Regions from separate parts of the Homo sapiens genome. Here region 2 is linked to region 1. Evidence: read pairs that join two places in POLR2A ChIA-PET (ENCODE). Cell type or tissue: PC-3. All regions are shown on one strand.

Region 1 (5,000 bases):
TCGTGGTCTCAAGCTGCTCTCTTATCTGAGGAGGAGCCTTTTATATCTCTGTTTATGTAGTCAAAAACACGTGTGAGCCCAGACTTAATAATAGAAGTGAAGATAATAGATCCAGCTGCCAATCATTAGTATGCACATTTTCTATAAAAAATGCAGACCAGATGTTATAGGCTGCTCCCTGGTGTGTTTCAGACCCTAGAACAGGACTGCGTCAATTACTGGTTAACACATTTTATTCAGGTTTGTCCAAGGGCCAATACCATGACTACATTCCCCTTATATGCTAACAGGGTTGCAGCAAACTAACTGAGATTACCCAGGAGGTAAAAAGACCTTGAATGTCTAACAAAAGATCTTTATTTTAATGCTTAATTCATTGTTTTCTTGGCATAAAATTCTAGGCTGACAGTTATTTTCCCTGAAAATGTGAGGGGCATTATTCCACTTGCAATCTTGCATTGCTGTTGAGAAGTCTGATCCCATTCTGATTCCTAGTTCTTTATTTGTGACTCTGCTAGCTCTCAGTCTTCCCTCTGTCCCGTATGTACTGAAATTCCATGATGCGCATTGGTGTGAGTCTTTCATCTGTTGTGCTGGATATTTAGGGTGGCCCTTTCAAAATGGAAAGTAATATTCTTCAGTTCATGGCCTTTTTTTATTTAATAATTTCCTCCCTCTGATTATCTTAGTACCTTTTGGAATTTCTATTATTCAGTTATTGAACCAATTGGATTAAGTGTTTACTTTTCTCATTTTTTTCCCTATTATCTACGTTTTTAAATTTAGGTTTCACTTTTGGGGAGATGGATTCAACTTTATATTTTCAATCTTTTCTTGATTATTTAGTTGTTTTGATCATATTTTTATTTTTAAGTAGTCTTCCTTGTTCTCTGATTGTCCCATTTTGTTAGTATCCTGTTCTTGTTTCACAGATACAATGTTGTCTTTCTTCTATCTGAGGATATTAATTATGGTTTCATTGGAGTTTTCTCCTGATCTTTGTCTTATATCTTATTCTGCAATTTCCCTTCTGTTAGTTTTAGTTTTTGCCTTTCATTTCCTGTCTAGTGACTCTTGACTGTCTACTTATGTTTGAAGTGAAACACTAAAAAGCATATTTAGTTAGATATTGACTTGTGGGCCTCATTACAGGATAACTGCAGAAGGAGGCAGTAGTTTCACTGGAGGATGATGAAATTTCAGCACCTGTAGGTCTTTTCTCTTTGACATATCAGTTTCCCCAAAGACAATTCTGTTAGACTCCTGCCTAATTTACTACATTCTGAGAAGGGGCTGTTGTGGGGTAGCAGGATGTCTCTCATTCAGAATACAGACTTTCACTTAATTCCAATGTTTTTAGTAAAGCACCTGAGCGTTGTACCTAACGTCCCTTAGCATAGATCCTCTCTGATTTAACATAAGCAGAGAGCAAAATAGAAGAAGTTCAGCCGGGAGAGAGGAGGCAAGGGAAAGGAGGAGTCTCCAGGTTGTACCCACCCAGATGAAAGGGAGGTTGTCTAATGTTACTCCCTGTTTGCAGTGCCACCTACTCCTGCCTTTAAAGGTACCTGAGCCTCCAGTTCCTGAGCTTCTCGGTGTTCTCAGTCATGCTTGTTGTTGGCAACCCCTCTGAAAACACTTAGGACACAGCCTTTCCTTTCTGCTGAGTCAGCTTTGTTCTTCCAGGTGCTTTCTGTCCTTCATAGTGTTGCTAACATCTTTTGTCTGCTTCATCTCCTCTTGTGTTCTTTCTGTCCTTGTGTACTTACGCCTTTTAAAAATACCTTTACTCTTATCTTAGTTTACTTTGTGAGGAAGCAGAGGTAAAGGCATGTGCTTTTAGGGGTGAAGAGAGTTTTTTCCTCCTCTTCTAAAGATTTGGGTCTAATAAAGTCTACCAAAATAATACTGACAATAGATAGCTTAACAGGAGAAAAAGCATACAAATTTAGTAATGTGTATAAGCACAGGAAAATAACAAGAGAATGATTACCCAATTACTCATACCGGAACTGAATGGACCCAAAGGGTAGACCATAGTTTTTGAATGATCTGTTTGAATGGGACCAAGAACAGACAATAGCTTGTGGGAAGTTATGGGAAGAAGAGCGGTAGCACAACACTGCAAACAAAGGTTGTCCGATTATGCAGATAAAGTCTCCCAGGCAATCTCTCCAAGCTGCCCTCAGAAGAATAGACAAAAACTCTGTGTGGGCCTGGTGATGACTTTTAGTCTTTTCTCCTCTCTGGTGCTTAATCTTTCTTGGTTATTTAATGAGATTCCTAGAAAGGGAGCTTCAAGACTATTGTACGTCTTTTGGAAGAAGTTTTCTCAGGCAGATACGGGAACCTCCTGAGAGAGCCCCTACCTGTGCTGGGTTAAAAGGTCTTGGTTCTGAGGTAGTTTCTAAGGCCTTCTAACGTCCTTTGTTACTTTGGGGCTCTGTTCTCTGAGCCTCAATATGCCTAATTACTCGGTTTTGATTGGCAGCTCTGGACAATAGCTTTCTTATATCTGAAATGAAGGAATTAGACCAGATTATCTCTAAGCTTCTGTGACTCTCAAACGCTACAAATCCATAACTAAGTAGGTGCTATAACTTATGCAACTGACTCTAAGAATTGTCAGAATCCAAACAACAGGGAAATTACTAGAGCATGAATCATCAAGGGACGTTTCATCTTAGCTGTGGTGGCTAGAAAGCTGTGTGTGGATTGGATAAATGGAGAGAAGAGGAAGGCAACAGCATAAGTGAACTCATAGAAATGACTATGCCCACTTATGGGAACGGTACACATTGAGAAGTAACAAGGAACAAAGTTGGCTATTTACCAGGTGTATGCTTAATACTTACTGTAGAGGGCCTTCAAAAGCTGAAATATAAACTTAATTGCAATACAAAATGTCACTCTTCAAAAATAATATCATATTGTTACCAAATAGTATTTATTTTCATCCTACAACCTTTGTACAATTCTGGTTCACATCATTTCTCTTTCAGGTGAATTGAAAACCCAATTTTTCTCTTCTAAACAAATACTTTTCAAAGTACAGTGATATTATTTTGTGAACTAATGCTGTAGTTTTTGAGCTAAACTCTAATTTTGATGTCACATTTTATACCCCTTTTATTTTTCTTATAGGTTTTATTGTTGTATGCATATAATTTGAAGCCTCTGAAGATTTCAGATGTTAGACATTCCACTTATAACAGTACATGTGTTGGCTCTTTATGGATTCCACTGAATAGGCAAGTAAAAATTCCACAACTCGAATTGTCTTTGTTGTTATCTCTCACGAGAATAGACTCTTTCAGTAATTGGCAAGGTGTAGCATAGGAGACCTGCTAAAAGGCACTTCGCGAAGAATCTTCCTTTTGTTTAGAGGAATATTATATTGCAGTGCTTAAGGGCATGAACTCTGAATCCTGCCTGCTTCATTCAAATACCAGTTGTGCCCCTTATTACCTTCACAACCTTGGGCAGTTTATGTAACCTCTGTACTTCAGTTTCCTTATAGTAAAATGGGAATAATACTAATAATAGTACTGAGGGTTGCTGAAGGAACAGTTCATACATGCTTCATAGAGATTACAGAGAGCACAAGGATGTTGTCTGTACTATATTTTGCCTGTAGTTTCAGCGTGGTTAAAAAATAATTTAATGTGGCTTTGTATGGAGTTTCAAAATTAAGCCCAAACTCCACTACCTCCCTTGGCCCACCTTTCCCTCTGTGCCCAGTCAGAAGTCTCTGCTTCATCTAGGTTGTTTTCCTCCCTCTCCATCAAACAGGTCATCTCTCTTAACTTTTTGCTCATGCCTCGTTTCTCTCTTCCTGTTTCACTTTACCAATTTCCCTGTTGTTGTTTTTTCATTTATTACTTAGTTTATTTTTGACTCCATTGTTCATTGCCCTTCTGACCTTAGCCTCCATTTCCTCCATTGTAGGATGGAAATGATCATAACTGCTCTGCCTGCCTTTCAGGGTTATTGTCAGGACTAAGATAGACAGTGTGTGAACATGCTTTGAAAAGCTTAACCACTAACGCCTGTTCCATCACTAAAGCCTGTTCCATCACTAACGCCTTTTCCATCAATGGCTTGGTAAACAGAGAATTAGTGTTTCTCTGTCCTTCCTTTGAGAGTCTTGTTTATGTTCCATGATTTTCATTTTGAATGACTTCTTGGCATCACCATGAAAGAGACAAAGGCTGTTTCAAGTGCTGGGCATATTTTCAATTGTTCAGTCAGTTTATTTGTTCCTTCTTTTCTTTCTTTTCTTCTTTTCTCCTCTTCTCTCCTGTTCTTCCCTTCCTTCCCTCCACTCCTCTCCTCTTTATTTTCATTCAGTCAATTTATTTTCTTCCTTCTTTTCCTTTCCCTTTCCTTTCTTCTTTTCCAAGTGAAATGGTCAAAAACTTAGGTACAGGCTACAGACCAGCATAGCTAAGCAACCAAATCAGGTAATTCTGCACTTGCTTTGTAAATCCAGAAATGTAGATTTTTCCAGCCCCATATGATGAAAATGATTATAATTTCTATAAAGTAGAAAGTCATCAAACTGATAAGCTTCTTTTTTTTATTCCAAAAAGTTTTGAATTTTGGTGTACTTCTGATCAATAGTAGGGTTACTAAAATTAGTGACAAGCCCCAGCCACTGAGGCCATCACAGAGGACCATGCCCAACAATCTTTTATCTCCTTGTCCTTTGGTGGCACTGTGAAAATAAACTATTTCTCTCATCCTGGGTGGCATTCCTTGTGTTCTTATGAGGCTCAAGATTAGTACATGGGAAATTGGTCCTGATCATCCTTTGGAAGGCAAAGTAGGAGTAAAACAGGTCAGAAAAAATAGGCCAGAGAAGAAGAAACTTGGATAACCTGCAAATTGGGACATCCTCCTTTTATCATTCACTTCCTCATCTCCTAGTTAAGTTCTCATAAGAAAAAGTATATTTTAATTCTTTGCATTTTTTTACAGCAACAAAGGAAACAATAGTG
Region 2 (5,000 bases), 420 kb before region 1:
ATTCCATCACTTTATTCAATTTAAGAGTATGATAATACGGGAAGAAATACAGAAATGAAAAAAAACACGGCCTCTCTGGAGCACAACGCCAGCCAAAAGAGGGAGAGACCTGAAAATAATTAATTACAACATAACATATTAAGTACTACAGTATACATAAATACTATATAGCAGAACCACCATAACTGTCAGAATGGAACAAAGATCACGTTGGAGAAAGAGACGTTTGGGCTTAAAAATGAGAATTTCTCTACAAGTGTCATAGCATTGTAATATCAACATACCAGTTTCTTCATCTTTGTATCCTAGCCCCTACCATAGTGTCTAGTACAGAGTAGGCAGGTACTTCAGACATGGATGGATGAATGGACGGCAGTACGGAAAAAAGGATAAAATAAGATACATATATAAACATAAAGAAAGAATATGGTTAGATTAAAATGGGACAAAACTGGAGCCAGTAAATCAGATAAGACATTCCAAAACCCTTACGTAAGAAAGTGACACAGGAAAAAATAAATTTAAAAGATATTTAGGAATTAAAATTAACAGGACTTGGTGTGACTAACTGGACTAAGGGGAAATGAGCATAACAGAAAAGCGTAAGAAAGAAGCTGCCAAAGTTTTTGGCTTACGTGACTAGGCTGACAGTGGTACCATTCACTGAAATTGGGAACAGAAATAGGGGATTCGAGTTCAGTTTAGGTAAGGGAGCACTAAGGCAATATCGAGTAGGAAGCTGGAATGCAACTCAGAAAAAGAGGTCTAGATTAGAAATAAAGAGGTGGAGATTATTGCATATGGGTGATGAGAACAAAGCCCTAAATATAGACCAGATTGCCAGGAACACATAAAACCTGGAAAGAAGGCTGTGGACAGAATACTCAGACAACCAACATTGCTGTTATCTTATATGTTACAATATTGCCACATTAAATTATATTGTTACAACACAGATAACGGCTAATACAATATTGAGGACGTAACAAATGCTTTAAAAATACCAACTGCAAACCTGAGTTAATTGAAAAATTAAATTTATTAACTCAAATTGAGACATAAAGGACCACTTCTTAAAACCAATTTAAGGCCAGGCACAGTGGCTCACACCTGTAATCCCAGCACTTTGGGAAGCTGAGGCGGGTGGATCACGAGGTCAGGAGTTCAACACCAGCCTGGCCAAGATAGTGAAACCTCATCTCTACTAAAAACTACAAAAATTAGCAGGGCATAGTGGCAGACACCTGTAATTCCACCTACTCGAGAGGCTGAGGCAGGGAGAATCGCTTGAACCCGGGAGGTGGAGGTTGCAGTGAGCCAAGATTGTGCCATTGTACTCCAGCCTGTGAGGCTCCGCCTCAAAAAAAAAAAAAAAAAAAAAAAAAGCTAATTTAATAGGTCAGACTCAAGGTGCTTAAGTCTAAGGAATCCAATTTTACTTCAGAATCAGTAAAAAATCTGGGCACAGTGGCTCACACCTGTAATTCCAGCACTTTGGGAGGCTGAGGCAGGCAGATTGCTTGAGCTCAGGAGTTCAAGAACAGCTTGGGCAATATGGCAAAACCCCATCTCTACTAAAAACACAAAACTTAGCCAAGACTGGTGGCGCTGAACCTGTAGTCCCAGCTATTTGGGAGGCTGAGGTGGGAGGATCACTGGAGCCCCAGAGATCAAGGCTACAAGAAGCAGTGATCACACCACTGCAATCAACCTGGGTGGCAGAGTGAGACCCTGTATCTTAACAAACACAAACACACACACACATACTCAATGAAAAGCTTCTTTTTCCACCAGAAATAACATTACAAGTCAATAATATAAAATACTAAAATCTAAGTTGTTATACTTCAAAAAATGTTTATTCTAAAATAATACTAAAAAACACATATTAACTAATTTAAAGAAGAGCAAGTCTAAATTTGGAGTGATAAGGGCTTCAATGCTGTTACTTGATAGTTTCTCACAAGTATAGACCAGGTGCAGTGGCTCACACCTGTAATCCCAGCACTTTGGGAGGCCAAGGCAGGCAGATCATGAGGTCAGGAGCTCAAGACCAGCCTGGCCAACATGGTGAAACCCTATCTCTACTAAAAATACAAAAATTAGCTGGACATGGTGGTGCACGCCTGTAATCCCAGCTACTCGGGAGGCTGAGGCAGGAGAATCACTTGAACCCGGGAGGCGGAGGTTGCAGTGAGCCAAGATCACGCCACTGCACTCCAGCCTGGGCAACAGAGTGAGACTCCATCTCAAAAAAAAAAAAAATTTCTCACAAGTATTTACCAACGTTGTTTACATTATTGAATATTAACACATACTAATAACAAACATTACCCATCAATTATAAGAATAGTAGATTAATATGACTTGAGAAGGCCAAAGTTAGTAACTGAACTAGAATACAATGAAAGAGAAATTATCTTTGGGTCCTTTTCCCTTGTTTACAAACATGTACACAAAATGTAGAGTATTCTTGAACATATTTACACTAACAAATGCATAAAAAGAAACAAAAATGTGTTATTAAAAGGTAGAGAAGCACGGGTACGGTGTCTCATACGTGTAATCCCAGCACTTTGGGAGACCGAGGTGCACAGATCACCTGAGGTCAGGAGTTCGAGACCAGCCTGGCCAACATGGTGAAAACCCATCTCTACTAAAAATACAAAATTTAGTTGGACGTGGAAGCTCACACCACCTGTGGTCCCAGCTACTCCGGAGGCTGAGGCACGAGAATAGCTTGAGATCACGCAACTGCAACACTGCACTCCAGCCTGGGCCAACTGAGGGAGAGACTCCGTCTCAAAAAAAAAAAAAGAAAAAAAAAAGGTAGACAAAAAATATTTATTATTTTATTTTTATTTATTATTTATTCAAAAAATCTATAATTTTTTTCCCCCGAGACAGAGTCTTGCTCTGTCGCCAGGCTAGAGTGCAATGGTGCGATCTTGGCTCACTGCAACCTCTGCCTCCCAAGTTCAAGCAATTCTCCTGCCTCAGCCTCCCGAGTAGCTGGGATTACAGGCATGCACCACCGTGCCCAGCTAATTTTTGTATTCTTAGTAGAGACCGGGTTTCACCATGTTGGCCAGGCCGGACTGGAACTCTTGACCTTGTGATCTGCCCGGCTCAGCCTCTCAAAGTGCTGGGATTACAGGCGTGAGCCACCATGCCTCGCCCATATAAATGTTTTAAATTTTTTTAGCATCTTGATTTTTAATTCATTTTGAGCAACATGTCCTACCTTACATATTTTATATACTGCAATCTTTTAATGTAGTAAAACCAGTTCAATGTACTTTAAATCGCATTTTGATGAGCTTTTCTAATATCTCACTCATTGTTTATAGAGTGCAGACAGTAACATTGACTTTTTAACATCTCATCCTCATGGAGACAGTGTAGAGTAGTGGTTTGAATGCCTAAACTGGAATGTCAATGTTACCACAGAGGTCGGTCCCTGGAAACAATGACTTAACCTAAGGTCTTTGTTTCTTCATTTGAAAACAGGCAGAATACCTATATGAAGCGCTTATTGTGAGGATTTCACAAAATAATACTTAGCATAGTGCCTAGTAGAGGAGGTAAATAATTAACGTTAATTTCTTTCACAAAGTTTATGTTATGGACTGAAGATCTGTGTACCCCCAAAATTCACATGTTGAAGTCCAAACCTCCCAGTGTGATGGCTATTAGAGGTGGACCTTTGGGAAGTAATTAGGTTTAGATTAGGTCCTAAGAGTGAGACCCTCTCATGACGGGATTTGTGCCCTTTTAAGTAGAAAAGAAAAAGACATCCTCACCTCTCCCTCCCCTCCCTCCCACTTCACCTGCAGACAGGGAGGAAAGGACTTAAGAGTGCCCAGGGAGAAGACAGCTGAGAGGGCAGGTGCTTAGCTGATTTCAGACTTCCAGCCCCGGACCTGTGAGAAAATACGTCTGTGTTTTAAGCCACCTCAATGTATGGTATTTTGTTATAGTACCCCAAGTAAAATAAGGTGATATCAAAAAATATTTTCAAAAGGAGACTTTGGAGAGCAAGATAATTTTCACCTCATCCCAATATGCCATAGATCTGTAAATCTACATCCTCAAACAGTATTCAGTATTGCAGGTTACTGCAGAACACGGTAACATTACTTATTAGATTTACTGGTAGATGTCTATTGATTTTCCATGTTGGCCAACAGGGAGAGGCAGACAGGCTGGGAACAATAAACTACACTGAGGTATATTCAATACACTTCTCTGGCCCTTGGCAATTCCTCTTGCCAGGTCAATATTTTGCAGATATCAAAAGTAACCACCAACTAACTATATTGGAAGCAAAATAATGACAAAGAATCCACTGATGACAATAAAAATTCTTAAAAGCCAGTCTAACTGGTCCTCTCCCCATCAGTTCAAAGAAATTGCCAACATTGTAGATTGAATGCTAGTGAACTACACTAGGTTCGCTATTACAGGCAGTTTTTTTAACTTCAAAAATGCTACATAAAGCACATTTTTAAATGCCATAAACCTATTGTTTATCTTCTGCATTTAAAATGCAAAATGCCATTATCACTTTATGAAATATACTTTAAATACCGATTTCCTGTTTAAAAGTTTAGGCAAAAATTATCCATTCAAAATTCAAAAGAACCTAAAACTATTCATCCTTCCCATGTATGAAAACTGAGACAATTTTTTAAACAGGTAAAATTCCCTAGAGAATATAATTTTTACAATATAGCAATAAAGTAATTATCCATCCTGAAAGTCTAAAACAAACAAAACAAACAAACAAACAAAAAATACAAAGAACATCCTGGAAATCTAAATGCCATGTAAAAGAATGCTAGCCCATGACGGTAAAATTTTCTAAAGACTAGGAAACATCAATAAAGATTCAAAATGTAATGTCTTATAAATATTCAGCATTAGTAGACAATAACAAAGAAAATCATAGGGTAAAAATTTTTGTGTTCACAGATAACTGTTATAATATTAAGGGACAT

The links. Peaks named below come from ENCODE experiments on the same cell type or tissue, not always from the same donor. Only the 100,000 strongest peaks of a DNase experiment are listed, where the experiment ranks them.
Region 2: POLR2A ChIA-PET joins it to region 1 with 12 read pairs; 1 of 35 experiments calls an interaction of 5 or more read pairs at or near these places.

What each region holds. Positions count from the first base shown.
Region 1 is chr12:96,808,592-96,813,591 of GRCh38, forward strand. CFAP54 (cilia and flagella associated protein 54) reads left to right here. Exons shown (of 68, transcript NM_001306084.2): 64 at 3,145-3,251. Among named protein-coding and RNA genes, the nearest start is that of NEDD1, 96 kb to the right of the region's middle. In PC-3, CTCF peaks have their summits at 2,855 and 3,056; DNase peaks (open chromatin) are centred at 1,670, 2,060 and 2,710; H3K4me3 peaks cover 1,516 bases; H3K27ac peaks cover 3,625 bases.
Region 2 is chr12:96,391,995-96,396,994 of GRCh38, forward strand. All of the region lies in intron 1 of CDK17 (cyclin dependent kinase 17), which reads right to left. Among named protein-coding and RNA genes, the nearest start is that of CDK17, 5.9 kb to the right of the region's middle. In PC-3, no CTCF peak of the experiment used is centred here; no DNase peak of the experiment used is centred here; H3K4me3 peaks cover 518 bases.